2 separate regions of the Mus musculus genome follow, and region 1 is linked to region 2. Evidence: chromatin loops called from intact Hi-C (ENCODE). Cell type or tissue: heart. All regions are shown on one strand. Each heading gives the region's core, and the rest is flanking DNA. Links, peaks and the distances in the headings are about the cores only. Region 1 overlaps Bbs9 (Bardet-Biedl syndrome 9 (human)). Region 2 has its middle 84 kb from the start of Gm36685.

The links. A loop is a pair of places that touch in the nucleus more often than their neighbours do. Peaks named below come from ENCODE experiments on the same cell type or tissue, not always from the same donor. Only the 100,000 strongest peaks of a DNase experiment are listed, where the experiment ranks them.
Region 1: it touches region 2 in a loop (1.8-fold over the local background); 2 of 42 quality-filtered maps call a loop at or near these places.

What each region holds. Positions count from the first base shown.
Region 1 is chr9:22,817,847-22,825,846 of GRCm38, forward strand. All of the region lies in intron 21 of Bbs9 (Bardet-Biedl syndrome 9 (human)), which reads left to right. Among named protein-coding and RNA genes, the nearest start is that of Gm39309, 17 kb to the left of the region's middle. In heart, for the core only: no CTCF peak of the experiment used is centred there; no DNase peak of the experiment used is centred there; H3K27ac peaks cover 236 bases.
Region 2 is chr9:22,897,355-22,914,390 of GRCm38, forward strand. No RefSeq gene overlaps it. Among named protein-coding and RNA genes, the nearest start is that of Gm36685, 84 kb to the right of the region's middle. In heart, for the core only: no CTCF peak of the experiment used is centred there; a DNase peak (open chromatin) is centred at 8,287.

The sequences.
Region 1 (8,000 bases), core at 1-8,000, 84 kb before region 2:
TAAATCAAATATTTGAATATGTGTATAGGTATAGATATAGAGTCCATATAAAAATGAAAATAACTCATATCTGGAGCCTCATATACACCAAAGTTTTTACTGCCTTCTTTTTTCATTTCTTTAAACTTCATTTTATTGCACAATGGTAAATGGTGTGTTAAGTGATAGTCTTAGTATAGAAGCATGGAGTATAGAAGTCTTAGCATATAGTCTTAGTATAGAAGCATGTCATGGGTCCTGAAACAAGGATGTCAGAAAAACTTGACACAGAGAAAGAGCTTGAAGACGGTCCGGTATCAGGCAGGTGCCATAAGGGAAAACGTGCTTCAGGCGCTTACAGGGGACGCTATGGTCCAAAGCATCAACTGCGTTTGCGTTGGCTTTGTTAAATTTGGGGTCCAAAAGGAAGATGATAAATGAGGAAGCAGCAAAGTTAGCAAGGATGTGGATCGGGGATATATTAGTTGGAGACGTGATGTGGGCCACAGGGCTTCGGCGTTTTCCGCACCTTTGTTTCATTAAATGGATGGGAGGAACCTCAGAGTGCAGTCTGCGTGAGTGACTGGTGTGTCCTTGCAGAGAGAGCCAGCCTACACTGGAGTTCTAAACTGGAGTTAGTGACCCCATTGCTGTAAGAGTTTATTGTTGTATTTGAGAGTTCTTCCAATGAACTTTTAATTCCCTGAACTTTCACAAGAACCCTGTTGAGACATTTGTTGTTTACTTTCATATGATTAGCCGGGTTTGACTTATTGGTCTTTTAAAAACATTTTAGTTCATGTGTACAAGTGTTTTGCCTGCATGTTTGTCTGTGCACCATGCATGTGACTGGTGTCCCTGAGCCAGAAGAAGGTGTCATATCCCTAAGAAATGGAGTTACAGGTACTTGAGCTGCCCTGTGGGTGCTGAGAATCAAACCTGGATCCTCAAGAAGAGCAGCCAGTGGTCCTGGCCACTGAGCATCTCTCTAACTTCTAACTGTTGGTCTTTGAACTTTCATAAGGTTGAAGCCTTTTGTTGAGGGGCTATAAATGAAGTCCATATGGAAAGGGCTTCAGGGAAAGCACTGACTGACTTCGGGGCCTTTTTGTTCTACATAGATTATTATACTTTCTCCATACTGTTTTTAAAAAATGACTTTCAAAGTAGGAAAATTACCTGTGCATTTTTTTTGTTTTCTTACCTTCTAAATAGAAGTATAATGGTGTTTTATTCTACAGTTTACAAAATTAAAAGTAGCAGTACATGGAAAATGCTTAGCAAAAACCTGACACAGCACAAAATCTCACTAAATATGGGATATTAATTAATTAATAATAAAATACATAGTCCCAAAGCTACTTTTACCAACGACAACTATAAAGTTAAGTAGTGTCTCAGTTAGGGCTTATATTGATAAAGCACCATGACCAGAAGCGCTTGGGAGAAGTGAGTGAGTTTGTTTGGTTTACACTTCCAGGCAATAGTCCATCACTGAGGGAAGTCAGGGCAGAAACTCAAGCATGGCAGGAACCTAAAAGCAGGAGCTGATATAGAAGTCGTGGAGGAGTGGGGTGGCATCTCCCACAATGGGCTGGGCCCTCCCAAATAAATCACTAATTAAGAAAATGTCCAGTAGGCTTGCCCACAGGCCAACCTGGTGGGGGCCTTTTCTCAATTGAGGTTTTCTTCTCTCAAGTGATTCTTGCTTGTGTGAGGTTGACACAGAAAAATTCTGGCATTTATTTAGATAAGAGTATGTCTTTCTGGCTGCTGTAGCACAGTGTATCCATTCTTACAGTCGTAGTGAGATGTGTGTACACAGAGGATCCTTCCTACATCCAAATGACCTCACTAGTGAGTCAGACTGGAAGCTCTCACCTCTCCGTAGTTAACTGCTCATTGCCTGCAACACCTTCTGCGTTCTTCCTCTTCCCTTTCCTCTTGTCTAGTTCTGACTGTCTACCTCCGTGTGCACTCTTGTCATGCATCAATGGGAGGAGAGGCCATTGGTCCTGTGAAAGCTTGATGCTCCAGTGTAGACGAATGCCAGGTCAGGGAGGCGGGAGTGGGTGGGTAGGTAGGGGAACACCCTCATAGAAGCAGGGTGAGGGAGGATAGGATAGGAGGTTTGTGGAGGAGAAACCAGGAAAGGGGATAACATTTGAAATGTAAATACATGAAATATACAATAAATAAGTAAGAGTTAGGGGAAGGACTGATGGAGCTAAAGAGGATTGCAACCCTATAGGGAGAACAACTTACTCAGAGTTCCCAGGGACTAAACCAACAACCAAACAGTATACATGAGCTTGTCCATGGCCCCCAGCACATATATAGCAGAGGACTGACTTGTCTGGTCTCAGTGGGAGAAAAATGTCCTTAATACTGTAGAAAGTTGATGTCTTAGGGAAGGGGATGCTGGTGGGGGCGAGGTGGGGATGGCAGGGTGGGTGGGGAGCACTATTTCAGAAGCAAAGGGGAGGGGACTTGGAGTCAAGAACTCAGTGTTGGACTAGGAAGGGGAAAAGCATTTGGAATGTAAATAAATAAAAATAATTAAATAAAAATAATTAAAAAAGAAGAAAGTAAAGGTGATTTTTAATAACCAGGGAAATGACGAATTCAGTCAGGAAGCAAGGAAGCAATTGTGTAGTAGCTCGCTTTTTCTCCTTTGTTTCTTTGTTTCTTTCAAACCATGGTTTTTTTTAATCTGAAAAATATGAGGTAGCCCCTTGTTCTTAAACAGTGCATTGATACAAAGTTGTTCTGAAAATGAAGTTAAGTTGAATAAGTAAAGGAAACATTCAGTTATAAATAGGGTGCACACTCCTCTCGTCATAATGGAGTCTGTGAGGAGAGGAATGGAGGATTAGGGAAAGAATATTTGAGTCTAGGATTAGAGCTGGATTTGACAAGAGAAACAATTGGGAGGCACTGCAGAGGAAGGCCTACCATCAAAGACCTGAGAAAACAACATTATCCCAGTGTGTGCTTAGCAAACACTCGGTGACAGACATGCTGGCCAGTAACTAATTACACTGTGATGACCGAAGACCAGGTTCTTGGAAGAGGAGCCGTTAATACAGGGATAGAATCCCTGGGGACGGGGGGTTGGGGAATGTCTTTCCCTCCAGATGTTTAGACTAATATGACACTCAGCATTCTAAAGATAATTGGGAAGAACCCTGCCTGAGTGTTGGGAGATGAACTGAATTCCTTGGACAGGACATTGCTGCTCTTATTTCTTACTCCTGTCACGTGACCCTGTGAGCCCACATGTACAGATGGAAGCATGTAGAATACCCATGTTTACCCTCACCTGGCTGTAAGTGGGAGCTGTCTTTTCTTTGGACTATTCTTATTGGAAGTATTACAGTGGGAGCCCAACTGTGTGAAATTTTCAGTATCATTAAAAATTGCACAGCTGAGCCAAAAGGAAGGGCCCCTTAGTCACTCTCATGGAAGATGTTTTCTGAGGCTTTGTATCCTGTGAAAAAAAAGGTCACATATTCTACTGATATTTCTGGGATTTCTAATATGAGGGTGAAATTTGATGTTTATTTCAACAGTTTCTGGCAATAAAAATAAAATTATGAAGAATTGCCACTGAATAACCACAGACCTCTAGCCCCTCCCACAGCCCAAATTTTTAAAAATCTACTTATTTATTTATTTATACCTATTCACTTTCCATCCCCCTTCCTGGTCACCCCCCTCTCACAACCCTTCTCCCATCCCTGCTCCCCTTCTCCTGGGTGGGTGGGTGCCACCTGGGTATCTCCCACCCTGGCACTTCAACTCTGCAAGGCTGGGTGCTTCCTCTTCCAATGAGGCCAGACGAGGCAGCCCAGCTAGAACACATCCCACAGACATGAAACAGCTTTTGGAACAGCCTCGCTCCAAGCTACACATCTGCTGTGTATGTGCGGGGAAGACTAGGTATTGTCCATGTATGCTCTGTGCCCAACCCAATTTTTATCCTCTGAGCTATCACTCATACCTGCTGTCACATCAACGAGCCTGTCCTCAGCAGTCACACTGTGCTGGCTCTCCTCAGATTTGTAGTGACTATGTATCTTGTTGTCTCTGCTTGCCTTTGGCTCCTCATTCCTACTTTCTTTCTGAGTAATCAAAATTTTAACAATAAGATAAATCTGTCTCTCTCATCAATGGAAACTCATGAACAGTATTGACAGTGTACTAATTATTTTTTCATTTTCTTTCAGATCTGTAGGATAGCTATAGAAGTGATTTTAATTACTTTAAAGCTGTTCTGGAACCAGGTGCTTAAGTAAGATAGTCATTAATTTAGATCACATCATTTTCAGTTGCTTGAATATGGGAAGCGTTTATATCCGTGAGGGCAGATCCAGCGGTGTGGCTCACACCCGTTGCTTTCTTATTTTTAATGTTGGCCTGACCAGAAACATGTTACTTTTGACACGACAAGCAAGGGTGATGTTCTTCCAGAATTGTCTTGCTGGAGGTAAGCAGTCTGTGTTGCCAACCTTTGAAAACATCTTTTCATAATGAACTTTGAAGTTTTCATTCCAACAGATCACTGAATGGTCAAACCCCTCTGATTTACATGTTGTATAGCTAGCAGTTAAAACTTAAAACCTAAGCCAAGTCCTCAGCTTCTAATAGGTCTCAGCATACATAAATATTCCGCTGAAAAGAAAGCCTCTTTAGTTGTGTGATCTCTCTCAACTGTGTCTTTTAAATTTATTTTTAGTCTTTGAAAGTTTCATACATAAGTGTAATAAATTTTAGTCCCTTTTCCTCTGTTATATTGTTTCACCAATTATATATTTTTAACTTTCTTTTAATTTTGTTAAGTAATTTGCTCTTACTTAATGCATCTCGTTTGGCTTGGGCCATTGTGCCCTGTAAGTACACTTTTTGAGCTGTACTTCAGGGTCATGGGGAAAATGTTACCAAAAAGGTCTGTTGGTGCTTTTAGAAGCCATGGTTTACGCTGACCCTGGCAGGATAGTTTTATTTAGCACAGGTGTTTGCATGTTGGCTCTACTAAGCTATTTTTGACATTTGTTAAAAATAATCTTGGAAATAATTACAGCTGCAGATAAGTAAATGAGCAGGGCTGCTGGACCTTGGCAAAGTGCCAGGTCCTGGCCACCTTGGCTGTAGGCAGAGACCGCAGCAGGTGCTGAGGGCTCAGACGTGAAAAAGCAAAGCTGGATGCATCACCGTCTGTAAACAGAGCATGTACTTAGTGGTCATGGCTGCATACGTGTACAAAAGGAGTGCAGTTGTTCTCTTCTTGTTAAAGATTCAGGAAAATCCATACTTACAATATTTTAAAAACTGAATGTATCATCTTGTAGAAAAAACCACATTCTTCTATCCTTTATATTTTACTTCCACTGAAAATGACATCATAGTCTAAGCCAAGACTGAGACAACAGGATGAAATTTGTTTAGTGCGGACTGTGTCCCAGGTGTCACAGGCATCACTCTGCATATTGGAGTATGATGTTCAGCCAGCCCAGCACAGTCCCTGCTTCCAAAGAGCTTGCCTTGGTGTGTGTGTGTGTGTGTGTGTGTGTGTGAATACACAGGGCAGCAGACTCCAAACACTCTGTACTGTAGAAAGTGCAATGAGAAAAGGGTAAAGGGGAGGGGTGGGGTCACTCGTGAGCTGAGGCTTCCCTTTCCCTCGCTGCGCTTCATTCAGGTAGGAGCAGCTCCAGAGAGTTAATTATTTGAAACAGACTCCTTATATGACTAGTGAAAGTAATTATGTGTTTGCTCATTTATGTTTAGGTTAGTTTATTAATCATAATATTATTGGGTCTTTATAGGTTTTTTTTCCTGATCAAAGAATGTATTTTAGTTTTCAGAAAAGGAGCCAGAGTAATTATAAGGAATGTTTTCTAATTAATAAATGTATTTGATAAAATATATGCAGTGATCATTAAAACAACTTATACCATAAAATGTTGAGAAGACCTTTTGTCCTTACATTATTTTAGTGCCGTACTCTCAGCCACAACTGGATGCTGCTATCTCTTGCCAAAGTTGCCTAGACTGACACCTCTGGGGGAAGAGACTTTGTCACCCATTTCTACATCTCTATAATTAAATACAGCTGGAACATAGAAGGTGGCCTGACAGGATATAGAATTGGCTTGAGTGATGTTCCCGTTGTCTCCTCTTCCTCCTTTTTGTGTGACACATTCTCTGTCCCTCCCTCCCTCCCCCCTCTCCCAGGCCACCCACTTTCTCTTCCCCTGCCTGTCTCTGGCCTGCTATGTTCTACTTCTGAACCGTATGGGTTGCTCCCCAAGACTCCATGACAGTTTCTAGCTCTGGGCTAATCTTTGGCTTTCTTGGATCTACTCTGGAACTAGAAACTGTTGTACAGATTGTTAACCTGACCCCGCCTCACCTCCTTTCATGAAGTGGACCTCACTGCATCTTTCTCTGTTAATCAGAATATTACTCACCTATATTCTAGTCATTTTCAATCTCATTTAGAGCTAAATTGATCTCCAGTGTTTGCTCAAGTTGGCTTTCTTTTCCCTTAATCCATGCAGAAGACTTCCTTTTATCTTGTGCTGTGAAGAGCAAGTCTGGTCACAGCACACTCCACTCTCCCCTGTGGAACGGACTCACTTTTGTCCTTAATAGACATTTAACTATGCCACCGTCTTCATTCATGTGCTAGACATTGGCGTTAGTGAAGAGAGGCTTCCTGTCCGTATAGAGTGGCTATTTGTGTTGAAAAGCCAGATAATAAGCAGTTACACAGCTAAAGAGCAGAGTTGTGGATTGCATTAAGTGTACACAACAGCAGACAAGGCTCATGACAGCCCTACAGTGGATATACGGAGAGCTTCCTGGAGTAGCTCTGCTGGCGAATCGTCTTCTTCTCTGAAATGAAGCCATGGAGGAGTGTAGCTTTTGCTCACTCCAGCCTTCAGCCGGATCAGGCCGGAGTCCTGTCTCCTTGCTCCCCCAGTTCTCCCTTTTCTTCTTATAGACTACTTCTTGATGCTCTTGAGAAAAAGAGTTAGCAAAAAGGTCAATCATGTACTTTTTCTTCTATTCTGGGACAAAGAATTTATGTGCCATCCAAAACAAACAAACAAACAAGCAAACAACAGAAAGCCTCTAAGTCCTCCTAAGTGGCCTGGCATGATTTGATGAATGCTTTAAAGAATGCGCTGTGCCTGCTGTGTGGGGATAAAGAGCCGGGTCTACAATGGGACAGTGAGCTCTAGTCGCCAGTGTGATGAGAGGCTATGTGATTGGACGAGTGATACAAACAGAAGATCCGAGGAATCCCTCAGAGGCTACAGTACACAGCCTTGGCAATGGGCCTGTTTGGTGGGAGGTCAATGAGAGTCAGAGACGGCTTTTGACTTTAGTTATGAACTGGTGGTCAGCCCTGCTGATGAAGAGGGGTCAGTGAGCACAACGTGGGGTAAATGGATTAGGGGGTGCAAAATCGAAGGCCCAGCTTGACTGTGCTTCTATCTGGGTGGCATGGCTGCGCCCCCTTGCAGATGACAGCACTAGATCTCCAGAGAGAAGGCTGAGCTGCCGCTGGCCTGTCAGGAGATGGGGCCTGTGTGGATTTAGAGCTGGATGGGTCCCCTTCTGTGTGGGGAGCAGAAAGAAGGGGGCTGGTCTAAGCTGAAAGGCCTTCCAACATCTAGAGGTCAGGGAGAAGGAAGGGCAGGAGCCAACCTCGGAAATTAAGGAGAAGCAGCCAAGAAATGAGCAAGAGAAAACTGAGAAAGTAGCCACATGGAAGCCGGAGGAGTGCAGGGTCTCCAGGGCGTGAGGCAGGCAAGTCTGGCATCTTCTATCTGAGATTCTTACACATGCCTATCACGGCCTCCATATGCTTGCTCATTCATTTAATGTGTTTACTAGAAGAAAGTTTACATGTGTCATCATAAACTAGTTTTTAGTATATAGAAATAGCAAATATAAGAACTATATGACACAAATGAGCTTCTCCATCTTAGGAGTCCTCCAGAGGGACA
Region 2 (17,036 bases), core at 4,637-12,636:
GCCCTGGTATTCCCCTGTACTGGGGCATATAAAGTTTGCAAGTCCAATGGGCCTCTCTTTCCAGTGATGGCCGACTAGGCCATCTTTTGATATATATGCAGCTAGAGTCAAGAGCTCCGGGGTACTGGTTAGCTCATAATGTTGTTCCACCTATAGGGTTGCAGATCCCTTTAGCTCCTTGGCTACTTTCTCTAGCTCCTCCATTGGGAGCCCTATGATCCATCCATTAGCTGACTGTGAGCATCCACTTCTGTGTTTGCTGGGCCCCGGCATAGTCTCACAAGAGACAGCTACATCTGCGTCCTTTCAATAAAATCTTGCTAGTGTATGCAATAGTGTCAGCGTTTGGATGCTGATTATGGGGTGGATCCCTGGCTATGGCAGTCTCTACATGGTCCATCCTTTCATCTCAGCTCCAAACTCCGTCTCTGTAACTCCTTCCATGGGTGTTTTGTTCCCAAATCTAAGGAGGGGCATAGTGTCCACACTTCAGTCTTCATTCTCCTTGAGTTTCATGTGTTTAGCAAATTATATCTTATATCTTGGGTATCCTAGGTTTGGGGCTAATATCCACTTATCAGTGAATACATATTGTGTGAGTTTCTTTGTGAATGTGTTACCTCACTCAGGATGATGCCCTCCAGGTCCATCCATTTGGCTAGGAATTTCATAAATTCATTCTTTATAATAGCTGAGTAGTACTCCATTGTGTAGATGTACCACATTTTCTGTATCCATTCCTCTGTTGAGGGGCATCTAGGTTCTTTCCAGCTTCTGGCTATTATAAATAAGGCTGCTATGAACATAGTGGAGCATGTGTCCTTCTTACCTGTTGGGGCATCTTCTGGATATATGCCCAGGAGAGGTATTGCTGGATCCTCCGGTAGTACTATGTCCAGTTTTCTGAGGAACCGCCAGACTGATTTCCAGAGTGGTTGTACAAGCCTGCACTCCCACCAACAATGGAGGAGTGTTCCTCTTTCTCCACATCCTCGCCAGCATCTGCTGTCACCTGAATTTTTGATCTTAGCCATTCTGACTGGTGTGAGGTGGAATCTCAGGGTTGTTTTGATTTGCATTTCCCTGATGATTAAGGATGTTGAACATTTTTTCAAGTGCTTCTCTGCCATTCGGTATTCCTCAGGTGAGAATTCTTTGTTCAGTTCTGAGCCCCATTTTTTAATGGGGTTATTTGATTTTCTGAAGTCCACCTTCTTGAGTTCTTTATATATGTTGGATATTAGTCCCCTATCTGATTTAGGATAGGTAAAGATCCTTTCCCAATCTGTTGGTGGTCTTTTTGTCTTATTGACGGTGTCTTTTGCCTTGCAGAAACTTTGGAGTTTCATTAGGTCCCATTTGTCGATTCTCGATCTTACAGCACAAGCCATTGCTGTTCTGTTCAGGAATTTTTCCCCTGTGCCCATATCTTCAAGGCTTTTCCCCACTTTCTCCTCTATAAGTTTCAGTGTCTCTGGTTTTATGTGAAGTTCCTTGATCCACTTAGATTTGACCTTAGTACAAGGAGATAAGTATGGATCGATTCGCATTCTTCTACACGATAACAACCAGTTGTGCCAGCACCAATTGTTGAAAATGCTGTCTTTCTTCCACTGGATGGTTTTAGCTCCCTTGTCGAAGATCAAGTGACCATAGGTGTGTGGGTTCATTTCTGGATCTTCAATTCTATTCCATTGGTCTACTTGTCTGTCTCTATACCAGTACCATGCAGTTTTTATCACAATTGCTCTGTAGTAAAGCTTTAGGTCTGGCATGGTGATTCCGCCAGAAGTTCTTTTATCCTTGAGAAGACTTTTTGCTATCCTAGGTTTTTTGTTATTCCAGACAAATTTGCAAATTGCTCCTTCCAATTCGTTGAAGAATTGAGTTGGAATTTTGATGGGGATTGCATTGAATCTGTAGATTGCTTTTGGCAAGATAGCCATTTTTACAATGTTGATCCTGCCAATCCATGAGCATGGGAGATCTTTCCATCTTCTGAGATCTTCTTTAATTTCTTTCTTCAGAGATTTGAAGTTTTTATCATACAGATCTTTCACCTCCTTAGTTAGAGTCACGCCAAGATATTTTATATTATTTGTGACTATTGAGAAGGGTGTTGTTTCCCTAATTTCTTTCTCAGCCTGTTTATTCTTTGTATAGAGAAAGGCCATTGACTTGTTTGAGTTTATTTTATATCCAGCTACTTCACCGAAGCTGTTTATCAGGTTTAGGAGTTCTCTGGTAGAATTTTTAGGGTCACTTATATATACTATCATATCATCTGCAAAAAGTGATATTTTGACTTCCTCTTTTCCAATTTGTATCCCCTTGATCTCCTTTTGTTGTCGAATTGCTCTGGCTAATACTTCAAGTACTATGTTGAAAAGGTAGGGAAAAAGTGGGCAGCCTTGTCTAGTCCCTGATTTTAGTGGGATTGCTTCCAGCTTCTCTCCATTTACTTTGATGTTGGCTACTGGTTTGCTGTAGATTGCTTTTATCATGTTTAGGTATGGGCCTTGAATTCCTGATCTTTCCAAAACTTTTATCATGAATGGGTGTTGGATCTTGTCAAATGCTTTTTCTGCATCTAACGAGATGATCATGTGGTTTTTGTCTTTGAGTTTGTTTATATAGTGGATTACATTGATGGATTTTCGTATATTAAACCATCCCTGCATCCCTGGAATAAAACCTACTTGGTCAGGATGGATGATTGCTTTAATGTGTTCTTGGATTTGGTTAGCGAGAATTTTATTGAGGATTTTTGCATCGATATTCATAAGAGAAATTGGTCTGAAGTTCTCTATCTTTGTTGGATCTTTCTGTGGTTTAGGTATCAGAGTAATAGTGGCTTCATAAAATGAGTTGGGTAGAGTACCTTCTACTTCTATTTTGTGAAATAGTTTGTGCAGAATTGGAATTAGATCTTCTTTGAAGGTCTGATAGAACTCTGCACTAAACCCATCTGGTCCTGGGCTTTTTTTGGTTGGGAGACTATTAATAACTGCTTCTATTTCTTTAGGTGATATGGGACTGTTTAGATGGTCAACTTGATCCTGATTCAACTTTGGTACCTGGTATCTGTCCAGAAATTTGTCCATTTCGTCCAGGTTTTCCAGTTTTGTTGAGTATAGCCTTTTGTAGAAGGATCTGATGGTGTTTTGGATTTCTTCAGGATCTGTTGTTATGTCTCCCTTTTCATTTCTGATTTTGTTAATTAGGATTTTGTCCCTGTGCCCTTTAGTGAGTCTAGCTAAGGGTTTATCTATCTTGTTGATTTTCTCAAAGAACCAACTCCTCGTTTGGTTAATTCTTTGAATAGTTCTTCTTGTTTCCACTTGGTTGATTTCACCCCTGAGTTTGATTATTTCCTGCCGTCTACTCCTCTTGGGTGAATTTGCTTCCTTTTTTCCTAGGGCTTTTAGATGTGTTGTCAAGCTGCTAGTATGTGCTGTCTCCCGTTTCTTCTTGGAGGCACTCAGCGCTATGAGTTTCCCTCTTAGAAATGCTTTCATTGTGTCCCATAGGTTTGGGTACGTTGTGGCTTCATTTTCATTAAACTCTAAAAAGTCTTTAATTTCTTTCTTTATTCCTTCCTTGACCAAGGTATCATTGAGAAGAGTGTTATTCAGTTTCCACGTGAATGTTGGCTTTCCATTATTTATGTTGTTATTGAAGATCAGTCTTAGGCCATGGTGGTCTGATAGGATACATGGGACAATTTCAATATTTTTGTATCTATTGAGGCCTGTTTTGTGACCAATTATATGGTCAATTTTGGAGAAGGTCCCGTGAGGTGCTGAGAAGAAGGTATATCCTTTTGTTTTAGGATAAAATGTTCTGTAGATATCTGTCAGGTCCATTTGTTTCATAACTTCTGTTAGTTTCACTGTGTCCCTGTTTAGTTTCTGTTTCCACGATCTGTCCTTTGAAGAAAGTGGTGTGTTGAAGTCTCCCACTATTATTGTGTGAGGTGCAATGTATGCTTTGAGCTTTACTAAAGTGTCTCTAATGAATGTGGCTGCCCTTGCATTTGGAGCGTAGATATTCAGAATTGAGAGTTCCTCTTGGAGGATTTTACCTTTGATGAGTATGAAGTGTCCCTCCTTGTCTTTTTTGATAACTTTGGGTTGGAAGTCGATTTTATCCGATATTAAAATGGCTACTCCAGCTTGTTTCTTCAGTCCATTTGCTTGGAAAATTGTTTTCCAGCCTTTCACTCTGAGGTAGTGTCTGTCTTTTTCCCTGAGATGGGTTTCCTGTAAGCAGCAGAATGTTGGGTCCTGTTTGTGTAGCCAGTCTGTTAGTCTATGTCTTTTTATTGGGGAATTGAGTCCATTGATATTAAGAGATATTAAGGAAAAGTAATTGTTGCTCCCTTTTATTTTTGTTGTTAGAGTTGGCATTCTGTTCTTGTGGCTGTCTTCTTTTTGGTTTGTTGAATGATTACTTTCTTGGTTGTTCTAGGGCGTGATTTCCGTCCTTGTATTGCTTCTTTTCTGTTATTATCCTTTGAAGGGCTGGATTCGTGGAAAGATATTGTGTGAACTTGGTTTTGTCGTGGAATACTTTGGTTTCTCCATCTATGGTAATTGAGAGTTTGGCCGGGTATAGTAGCCTGGGTTGGCATTTGTGTTCTCTTAGTGTCTGTATAACATCTGTCCAGGCTCTTCTGGCTTTCATAGTCTCTGGTGAAAAGTCTGGTGTAATTCTGATAGGCCTTCCTTTATATGTTACTTGACCTTTCTCCCTTACTGCTTTTAATATTCTATCTTTATTTAGTGCATTTGTTGTTCTGATTATTATGTGTCAGGAGGAATTTCTTTTCTGGTCCAGTCTATTTGGAGTTCTGTATGCTTCTTGTATGATCATGGGCATCTCTTTTTTTATGTTTGGGAAGTTTTCTTCTATTATTTTGTTGAAGATATTAGCTGGCCCTTTAAGTTGAAAATCTTCATTCTCATCAATTCCTATTATCCGTAGGTTTGGTCTTCTCATTGTGTCCTGGATTACCTGGATGTTTTGAGTTAGGATCCTTTTGCATTTTGTATTTTCTTTGACTGTTGTGTCGATGTTCTCTATGGAATCTTCTGCACCTGAGATTCTCTCTTCCATTTCTTGTATTCTGTTGCTGATGCTCGCATCTATGGTTCCAGATCTCTTTCCTAGGGTTTCTATCTCCAGCGTTGCCTCGCTTTGGGTTTTCTTTATTGTGTCTACTTCCCCTTTTAGTTCTAGTATGGTTTTGTTCATTTCCATCACCTGTTTGGCTGTGTTTTCCTGCTTTTCTTTAAGAGCCTGTAACTCTTTAGCAGTGCTCTCCTGTAAATCTTTAAGTGACTTATGAAAGTCCTTCTTGATGTCCTCTATCATCATCATGAGAAATGTTTTTAAATCTGGGTCTAGATTTTCGGTTGTGTTGGGGTGCCCAGGACTAGGTGGGGTGGGAGTGCTGCGTTCTGATGATGGTGAGTGGTCTTGATTTCTGTTAGTAGGATTCTTACGTTTGCCTTTCGCCATCTGGTAATCTCTGAAGCTAGCTGTTTTAGTTGTCACTGTTAAGAGCTTGTTCTTCAGGTGACTCTGTTAGCCTCTATGAGCAGACCTGGAGGGTAGCACTCTCCTTAGTTTCAGTGGGCAGAGTATTCTCTGCAGGCAAGCTCTCTTCTTGCAAGGCAGGTACCCAGATATCTGGTGTTCGAACCAGACTCCTGGCAGAAGTTGTGTTCCACTCACTAGAGGTCTTAGGATCACGTGTGGAATCCTGTGTGGGCCCTTGCGGGTGTCAGGCGACTCAGCTGGCAAGGTAGCCGGGGCTCGAGTGGAGTGGAAGGGGTTTGTGCCCCAGATCAAGCCCGGGTAGCCTGCTTCCCTATGTACCGCAGTCTCAAGTTCCGCGCGATTGGATTGGGGCAGGCACTGTGATCCACTCACCAGAGGTCTTAGGGTCCCGTGGGGAGTCCCGTGTGGACCCTTGTGGGTGTTGGGCAAGACTCTGCTGGCAAGGTAGCCCCGGGCTCGAGTCAGGAGTCGAGCGGAAGGGACTTGTGCCCCAGATCAGGCCCGGGTAGCCTGCTTCCCTATGTACCGCAGTCTCAAGTTCCGCGCGATTGGATTGGGGCAGGCACTGTGATCCACTCACCAGAGGTCTTAGGGTCCCGTGGGGAGTCCCGTGTGGACCCTTGCGGGTGTTGGGCAAGACTCTGCTGGCAAGGTAGCCCGGGGCTCGAGTCAGGAGTCGAGCGGAAGGGACTTGTGCCCCAGATCAGGCCCGGGTAGCCTGCTTCCCTATGTACCGCAGTCTCAAGTTCCGCGCGATTGGATTGGGGCAGGCACTGTGATCCACTCACCAGAGGTCTTAGGGTCCCGTGGGGAGTCCCGTGTGGACCCTTGCGGGTGTTGGGCAAGACTCTGCTGGCAAGGTAGCCCGGGGCTCGAGTCTCGAGTCGAGCGGAAGGGACTTGTGCCCCAGATCAGGCCCGGGTAGCCTGCTTCCCTATGTACTGCAGTCTCAAGTTCCGCGCGATTGGATTGGGGCAGGCACTGTGGTCCACTCACCAGAGGTCTTAGGGTCCAGTGGGGAGTCCCGTGTGGACCCTTGCGGGTGTTGGGCAAGACTCTGCTGGCAAGGTAGCCCGGGGCTCGAGTCTCGAGTCGAGCGGAAGGGACTTGTGCCCCAGATCAGGCCCGGGTAGCCTGCTTCCCTATGTACTGCAGTCTCAAGTTCCGCGCGATTGGATTGGGGCAGGCACTGTGGTCCACTCACCAGAGGTCTTAGGGTCCCGTGGGGAGTCCCGTGTGGGCCCTTGCGGGTGTTGGGCAAGACTCTGCTCTGTTTGTTTGTTTTTAAATCAGTTCTCACTTCTGGGTCTTAATCTTTCCAGCCCTTTTCTGCATAGACTGCAAGCCTTAGGGAGAGTTATGTGACACAGATGTTCCATTTAGGGCTAAACATTACCTGGTCCACTTGGCACACTTAACAGTTCTAGGTCTCCTGGCTAATTGCCATCTGTTGCAAGAAGCAGCTTCTTTGATGAGGACTGAGGGATGTACTAATTTATGAATGTAACAATAAGTCATAGAGAATCATTTCAATATTGTCGACATTTAGGAGAATAATCGTTGCAAGTTTTCCCCTAGAGCCTATGACAATTCTAACCACAGGTTCTTAGCCATGTTAATACTGCCAGGTATGGATCCTGTCGCATGGAGTGGACCAGACACCCATTTAGAAAATGGTTAGTTACTCTTATATCATTCAGGGAATAAATGTGTTTGAATTTATTTAAACATTTCACAATCACAACAACTTATAGGTTGATAATTTTTTAAGAACTTTTTATTGCTTCTTTGTGAGTTTTACATTGTGCACTCTAATCCCACTTGCCTCCGTATCCCCTCATGTCCACCCTTTGTCCTTGCAACCTCCCTCCCCCAAACACACACATACACACACACACACACACACACACACACACACACACACACACACTTAAATCATAGAAGACATCTCATCGTGGAAGCTACAGTATGTCAATGTGTGTCCCATCGTATATCTACACAGTATCCCCTGCTGTTCACATCTTTACTTGCAAATGTACGTTGCAATGAGTCATTGTTTCCAGATCTCTGACTCTTGTGACACTATCAATATTGGGTTTTCACTGGCCTTCCTCCTGGTTATCCTGTTATTGCCCTCTGTCATCGAGATCCTAGAGCTTTGGATCAGCCAGACTGGCCCTTTCACATGTCTCAACAATTTGCAGATGATACAGATTTGGGGTTGGACCAACTCAGAGCCAGGAAGCTGAGCCTGAGTGGTAGCTGAGCTGGTCAGAGCTCTGGCTTTTCTTTATCTGCACCACTAGAACCAGCTCCACTGTGCTGCCCAATCAAGGTGTACGTCTCACTCTCCCAAGTGTTGCAGCCTCCAAGAGGTAGGACCAACTCCCCATCTCTCATATTCTCAGGACTGACTCACGTGTGCCTTTACTATCAGGGCCAGCTCCACTGTTGCCCAGGCAAGGTGCAAGCCTGCTTTCCTGAGTGCTACAGTCAGTGAGGGGGCAGGACTAGCTCTCCTGCTCTCATGCCCTCAGGGCCAGCTCTCTGGACTACTGCAGGGGGCAAGGGGCAGGGATGGAGATTCACTACCACACCCATGCCACCTCACAGTAGACAAGTGACAGGGCCAGTTCTCCCATGGCGTTACTGGAGGGCAGAAGGCCAGCTCACCCATGCCCCTTCCACCAAGGCCAGCACTACTGTACTACCTAGGCAAGATGCCCAGCCCACTCTTTCAAGTGCTGCAGCTGATAAGAGCAGGGATAGCTCTCCTGCACTCACGATCCTGTAGGCAGCTTTCCCAACTGCCAGAGGTGATGAGGGGGGCAGGTATCACCCCTGTGCCCTTGCCACCTCACAGCAAAAGAGTAGTGGGGTCAGCTCTACTACAATCATGCCCTCGAGCCACTCACCCACACTCCTACCACCAGGGCATGCTCTACTGTGCTGCCTAGATGAGGTTCAGGGCCCCCTCTCCCAAGTGTTGCTACAGGTGAGAGGTGGTGCCAGGTCTCCAGAGGGCTGCATCCAGTGAGGGGTAGGGCCAGTTCTACACTAGGGCATCCAAGTGGTCCCTAGTGACTTGCCTGGACCAGGGACATTCTCATGTTCTCTAGTAGCAATATGAGCTACTGACATTGACACTGACCCCTGCCACTGCGTTAGCCACAGATGCAGACATGGCCCTCAGCAGTAGCTCAGGCTGGGACTTCACAATGGCCCCAGGTGGCAGGGCTGGCTACTCACAACAGGCTACTCCTCTCCACCCTCGAGTCTCCAGTTCCATCTCTCTTCACACTGCTCAAGCTGCTCCTCTTCTTTCTCCCATCTGATAACCACACACTCGCACGTTGTGATTGCTCCCACTGGAGCCTGCACACAGCACTGGCGGACCCTTGGGTGACATTCTCCAGGAAGCAGTTGTCTATGGTCTGCCTGTGCCAGGGGCTCGAGGGCAGGTCTGTAGGTGGCATAGCAGTCCAGCAGGTCTCTGTTTTCCTCTATCCATGATCTGCTATGTGGTGGTAGGCAGGGCTATATGTGTCTATGGCACATAGATTAAAATATTTCTGTTGTTTGGCAGTAGCTTTTTGATTCCATTATTCTTCATATGCTTGTATATATATATATCTATCCTGGTGTAGTTGCAGAACTGGAAGATGATCCAGATTTTTAATTAGCCAGATAGCCTTATTATTGCTCAGTCTGTCAGCATAACATACTAAAATAAAAAAACACTAACTTGTTACATTGTCCATTAGGTCCATTAGATTTTGTACACAAGAATGTGCTCCTTCCTTGTGATCATAATGGAGTGTGGGTATTATTGTCTCTGCTTTATACACAACAGTATGGAGTTTTCTCCAGACTAAATAATTCATTAACTATCCCACCATCTACAGGAAGAAGAGCTGATATTCTAGTCTAGTCAGTTTCCAAAAGCACAGATGCACACCCATATGTAAGTATATTATTAAGGATACAAGAGGACATTTTAAAGCAAAACCTTGTAGCATGTGATGGCTGCTCTTTGACTTCCTGTGTTGTTTTAATGTGTTAGTTCTTTGGTGAACACCATGTTTGTGTTCCTCCTTCCACTCTGTAGGAAGTGTGCTAGTAGTGGCCATGATGACACAGTACTCTCACATGTCATATTTCGTAGAAATGCTATCAGCTTTCAGCTGCTCATGCTCGATCTAGACATTGTTTTCAATTTTCCACGCCACTTTTATTTTCTATGCAAGTTTTCTAGTATTTTGTAGTCAAATCTATTAATTGATTTTTTAAAAAATTGACGTCTGCCTTTAATATGAAGTCTGAGAGCCTGTTGCTACGTCTGTCAGAGCGGAGGTCCCGCTCAGACTGCTGGGCTCAGAGCTGCTGCAGGCTTTGATCATGTTCTTGGTGGTGATGTACTGGGTATTATTTACCACAATATGTCCTTTCTGTTTTCCTGTCTCTGGTGATTTTATGTGAATTGCGTGTTTGGTTTGCTAACTCTGTGTTTGTTATCTATTTTCTCTTGGTTTTCTCACTCTGTGTTTGTTATCTATTTTCTCTAAGGGGTAACTACTAAATAACACATACTACACTGCATTCAAACTCCCTCCCACAGCCCTCATGCCCTCCTTCAGTAAGATTGGCTTTCCCAGAGGAGTCTTAGGTGCTTTTGTAACTAGCCTGATGCAATCCTTCTCCGGTCCTTAGGCATGACCAAACACGCACAGTCCTGTGGGAGAAGCTTGGGCTGGGTGTGCTTCCTTGGTTAAAGCTATACAGAGGCTGGCCAGTCATGGAGGATGCATCCTAATCCCTCAGTTTCCTGGTGTTTTGGTTTGGTTTCTCAGTCACTCAAGCCACTGGCTTGTGAAAAGGGAAGGCAGTTCTCAGGTGATAAATACCTGGAGCCACTGGGTTCAATCAGGTTTTTTCTCTTGCTCCTTTCTTCCTTCTTTCCTTTCTCTCTCTCTCTCCCTTCCTTCCTTCCTTCCTTCCTTCCTTCCTTCCTTCCTTCCTTCCCTCTTTCCTTTCTCTCTCTTCCTTCCTTTCTTTTTTCTTTTCTCTTTCCTCTTTCTTTCTATAACTTTTAATTGATTTTTTTGTGTGAATTTCATTCATCTCCCCATTGTATCTTCCCTCCACATATGCAACCTTCACCACAAAAAAAAAACAGTAAAAATTAAAATAATAATAATAATTAAAACAAAACATCTTATCATGGAAGCTGTAGAATGTCACAGTGTGTTCCACAGTATACCCTTTTGTCCTGCTTATATGCCAGAAGTTATAGTTTCCTTTCCTGGTGGATTTCAGGTTCCATGGACACAATTGTTCTTAGATTTCTCTCTGCTGTTTAATAAATTTTTATTTATTTAAAGTTGGCCTTAAAGAGAAGAACCATTATTTAAAATTCAATATTTCATGATTCTTTTTTTGTAAATACTTTGGCAACTTGATGACTTTAACATGAGGTTCCTATTTTTTAAAAAGCAACATTGAACACTGAAAATGGATACTTATCTAGAGCATGACTAAATAAGATACAAGTATGCACAAAGATAACAGTTGTCACAAATATTCAAAATGTATACAAAAGATATTAGCAATATACCTTTGACATTCTGTTACATTGTTTTTCTTATATTCTTAATGTTTATTCAATTTTTATTGCGTACTTTTATTCATCTTTTTATTATAAATATTTTATGATCTCATTTCATATTCAGTAAATTTAAAAAATAACTTTAATTTTCCTCTGACCTTGTTAACAGTTTTAAATGGATGATAGTTTGCATAAGTTTCTTTCTGACTTGCTACCTATCAGCAATACCATGTAGTATTAAAGTTATTGTCAAAATTAAGACAATTCCTACAAAGGTTCTGCATATTTGTACAATAAAACTGTCGAGTTTTGTTTTGTTTTGGAGTGAATTTTAAATAACTGTGGAGCTGACAGCTCTTATGAACCAGTCATCAGTATCCCCGCTGAAGCGATCTTTATCTCAATCAGTTCACATCAGCTCAGTGTAGCAGGCAGGATACTGAAGTTTCTCTGAAGTGTTCATATGGTTCGTTCATTAGTCTGATTACAAGAATCATATAACTTCTATTTGAAAATTTTCATCTCATTTTCATGACTTTAGACTGATGTGGAAAATCTCTTCAGTCTCATCCTAAGCCTTGCAAAATGTTTGCAAGGGCTTCCTCTCTACCCTACCTCCACTCCCTGGGGTCTACAGCAAACCCTGTGCCAGGCCCAGCATTCCCTTTCCCTTGGACCCTCTCAGTTGTCTTTTCTAGCCCATTCCTGTTTCTCTACATCAGCCAACTATACCTAGAAGCATTCTGCCTGGGACCCCAGTGGCTACACAAAGCTAAGACCCAGGTAGGTGACTTCCACTTTCCTTTTTGTCATTGGTCATAATCTCTCCAGACTTATTCCAATTTCTGTAAGCAGACTGTTGCAGGGACCTCCACTAGCACTGAAGCTCCATTCACTGGAGCTTCAAGCTCTTGTCACAGAGTTCCGAAAGCCCTTTCATCCGTCTTTCCTGATCATTCTTTGCCTTACTGCAACCTGCTTGCAGGATCCTCTCTTCCCACCACACATCCCAGTGCCTGGAGACCCCTCCCTTTGGTGTGGACAGGATCCCCTTAGCTCTTTCCTGAAGCCCACTCAACTTTTTTCTCCTAGACCAGCTCTCTTTCTCACTGCTACCCACAGACCTGCAGCATTCTGTACCAGGTAGCCCACACCCACTACAGTTTTATAAGATCCAGAGAGGGTTACAGACACCAAAGAATGGAACACCCAGCCAGCAAAGGGAAAATGAAACATCAACACCCAGAATCAATCTAATCATCTCAAGTCCAGATGTTTAGACTCCAGCAGAGCACAAACATTAACACCCAAGACAATGTGCCTCCACCAGAAGCCAGTAACTCCACTCCACTGCAGTAGACCCTGTGAAATGCAGTATAGTTGAAAAACAAGAAAGGGCTTCAAAATAGGGACAATTAAGAACATGTTCAATATTCTCTCCTGTGACTCTCTAAGGCAGGTCCACCCAGGAGTAAAGACACAGGCTTACAGACTCACAGGAGGAAGAAACTCCAGCCAGAGACAGCAAAAACATATAACACCAGAGATTACCAGATGACGAAAGGCAAATGCAAGAATCTTATGAACAGAAACCAAGGCTACTCATCATCAGAACTTAGTACTCCCACCACAGTAAGTCCTGGATAAACCAACACACTGGAAAAGCAAGATTCTGATTTAAAATCATATCTCATGATGCTGATAGAGGACTTTAAGGATATTAATAACTCCCTTAAATACACGAGATCACAGGTAAACAGGTAGAAGCCCTTAAAGAGGAAACACAAAATCCCCTGAAGAATTACAGGAAAACACAACCAAACAGGTGAAGGAATTGAACAAAACCATCAAGGATCTAAAAATGGAAGTAGAAACCAATAAAGAAAGCAAAAAGGGAGACAACTCTGGAGATAGAAAACCTAGGGAAAAAAATCAGAAAACATAGATGCAAGCATCACCAACAGAATAAAAGAGATGGAAGAGAGAATCTTAGGTGCAGAAGATTCCATAGAAAACATTGACACAACAATCAAAGAAAATGTGAAATGCAAAAAAATCCTAACTTAAAACATCCGGGAAATCCAGGACACAAAGAGAATGTCAAACCTAAGGATAATAGGTATAGATGAGAATGAAGATTTTCAACTTAAAGGGACAGTAAATATCTTCAACAAAATTATAGAAGAAAAATTCCCTAACCTCAAGAAATAGATGTCCATGAACATACAAGAAGCCTACAGAACTCAAAATAGTTTGGACCAAAAAAGAAATTCCTTCCATCACATAATAATCAAAACACCAAATGCACAAAACAAAGAAAGATTATTAAAAGCAGTAAGGGAAAAAGTAATATATAAAGGCAGACCTATTAGAATTACACCAGACTTCTCACCAGAGACTATGAAAATCAGAAGATCCTAGATAGATGTCATATATACCCTAAGAGAACACAAATGCCAGCCCAGGTTACTATACCCAGCAAAACTCTCAATTACCATAGATGGAGAAACCAAAGTATTCCATGACAAAACCAAATTCACACAATATCTTTCCACGAATCCAGCCCTTCAAAGGATAATGAAGAGAATAGTCCAACAAAGGAGGGAAATTATGTCCAAGAAAAAGCAAGAAAAAGCAAACCTAAAAGAAGATAGCCACATGAACAGAATCTCAACTCTAACAGCAAAAATAATAGGAAGCAACAATTTGCTTCATTAATATCTCTTAATATCAATGGACTCAATTCCCCAATAAAAAGACATAGAGTAACACACTGGCTACGTAAACAAGACGCAACATTTTGCTGCATATAGGAAACCCTCCTCGGAGACAAAGACAGATACTACCTCAGAGTAAAAGGCTAGAAAACAATTTTCCAAGCAAATGGTTGTTTCCAAAGAAACAAGCTGGAATAGCCATTCTAATATCGAATAAAATTGACTTCCAACTCAAAGTTATCAAAAAAAAGACAAGGAGGGGCACTTCATACTCATCAAAGGTAAAATCTTCCAAGGTGAGTTCTCAATTCTGAACATCTATGCTCTAAATTCAAGGGCATCCACATTCATTAAAGAAACTTTAGTAAAGCTAAAGCGCACATTGCACAGCACACAATAATAGTGGGAGACTTCAACACCCTACTCTCATCAATGGACAGATCATGGAAACAGAATCTAAACAGAGACACAGTGAAACAGAAGTTATGAAACAAATGGATTTACCAGATATCTATAGAACATTTTCTCCTAAAACAAAAGAATATACCTTCTTCTCAGGACCTAATGGTACCTTCTCCAAAATTGACCATATAATTGAATACAAAACAGGCCTCAACAGATACAAAAATTTTTGAAATAATCCCATGCATCCTATCAGATCACTATGGATTGAAGCTTATCTTAAGTAACAACATAAATAATAGAAAGCCCACATACACGTGGAAGCTGAACAACACTCTACTCAATGATAACTTGGTCAAGGAAGAAGTAAATAAAGAAATTAAAGACTTTTTAGAGTTTAATGAAAATGAAGCCACAACATACCCAAACGTATGGGACACAATGAAAGCATTTCTAAGAGGGAAATTCATAGCTCCGAGTGCCTCCAAAAAGAAACTAGAGAGAGCACACACTAGCAGCTTGACAACACACCTAAAAGCTCTAGAACTAAAGGAAGCAAATTCATTCACGAGTAGATAGCAGGAAGTAATCAAACTTATGGCTGAAATCAACCAAGTGGAAACAAAGAGAACTATACAAAGAATCAAACCAGAAGCTGGTTCTTTGAGAAAATCAACAAGATAGATAAACCCTTAGCTAGACCAATTACAGGGCTCAGGGACAGTATCCTAATTAACAAAATCAGAACTGAAAAGGGAGACATAACAACAGGACCTGAGGAAATCCAAAGCATCATTAGATCCTACTACAAAAGTCTATACTCAACAAAACTGGAAAACCTGGATGAAAGGAATAATTTTCTAGACAGATACCATGTACCAAAGTTAAATCAAGACCAGAATAATGATCTAAACAGCCTCATATCCCCTAAAGAATAGTCTCCCAACCAAAAAAAGCCCAGGACCAGATGGGTTCAGTGCAGAGTTCTATCAGACCTCAAAGAAGACTTAATTCCAATTTTCCTCAAACTATTCCACAAAATAGAAACAGAAGGTATCCTACCCAATTCATTTTATGAAGCCACAATTATTCTGATACCTAAACCACACAAAGACCCAATAAAGAGAACTTCAGACCAATTTCCCTTATGAATATCAATGTAAAAATACTCAATATAATTCTCACAAACCGAATCCAAGAACACATCAAAACGATCATCTATCATGATCAAGTGGGCTTCATCCCAGGGATGCAGGGATGGTTCAATATAAAGAAATCCATCAACATAATCCACTATATAAACAAACTCAAAAAAAGAAAAACCACATGATCATCTGAGAAAGCATTTGACAAAATGCAACACTGGTTCTTGATAAAAGTCTTGGAAAGATCAGGAATTTAAGGCCCATACCTAAACATAGTAAAAGCAATATACAGCAAACCAGTAGCCAACATCAACCCAGATGGAAAGAAACTCAAAGCAATCCCACTAAAATCATGGACAAGACAAGGCTGCCCACTCTCTCCTTACCTATTAAATATAGTACTTGAAGTCCTAGCCAGACAATTAGACAACAGAAGGAGATCGAGGGGATACAAATTGGAAAGGAAGAAGTCAAAATATCACTATTTGCAGATGATATGATAGTATATATAATGACCCCAAAAATTCCACCAGAGAAATCCTAAACCTGATAAGCAACTTCATTGAAGTAGCTGGATATAAAATTAACTCAAACAAATCAGTGGCCTTCCTCTACACAGAGGATAAACAGGATGAGAAAGAAATTAGGGAAACAACACCCTTCACAATAGTCACAAAAACTATAAAACACCATGGCGTGACTCTAAGGAAGTGAAAGATCTGTAAGATAAGAACTTCAAGTCTCTGAAGAAAGAAATGGCGGAAGACCTCAGAAGATGTGAAGATCTCCCATGCTCATGGATTGGCAGGATTAATATAGTAAAAATGGTTATCTTGCTGAAAGCAATCTGATTCCATTCAATCCCCATCAAAATTCCAACTCAATTCTTCACAGAGTTAGAAAGGGCAATTTGCGAATTCATTTGGAATAACAAAAAAACCTAGGATAATAAAAACTATTCTCAACAATAAAAGAACCTCTGGTGGATTCACCATCCCTGACCTCAAGCTGTACTGCAGAGCAATTGTGATTAAAACTGCATGGTACTGGTACAGCGACAGACAGGTAGATCCGTGGAATAGAATTGAAGACCCAGAAATGAACCCACACACCTATGGTCACTTGATCTTTGACAAAGGAGCTAAAAAAGACATTTTTATCTCCTTGTACAAAGCTTAAGTATAAGTGGATCAAGGACCTCCACATAAAACCAGAGACACTGAAACTTATAAAGGAGAAAGTGGGGGGAAGAGTCTTGAACATATAGGCACAGGGGAAAAATTCCTGAACAGAACACCAATGGCTTGGGTTGTAAGATCAAGAATTAACAAATGGGACCTCATAAAATTGCAAAACTTCTGTAAGACAAAGGAAACTGTCAATAAGTCACAAAGGCAACCAACAGTTTGGGGAAAGTTTTTTACTAATCCTACATCTGATAGAGGGCAAATATGCAATATATACAAAGAACTCAAGAAGTTGGTCTTCAGAAAACCAAATGACCCTATTAAAAATGGGGTACAGAGATAAACAAAGAATTCTCAATTGAGGAATACCAAATGGCTGAGAAGCACCTAAAGAAATGTTCAACATCCTTAGTCA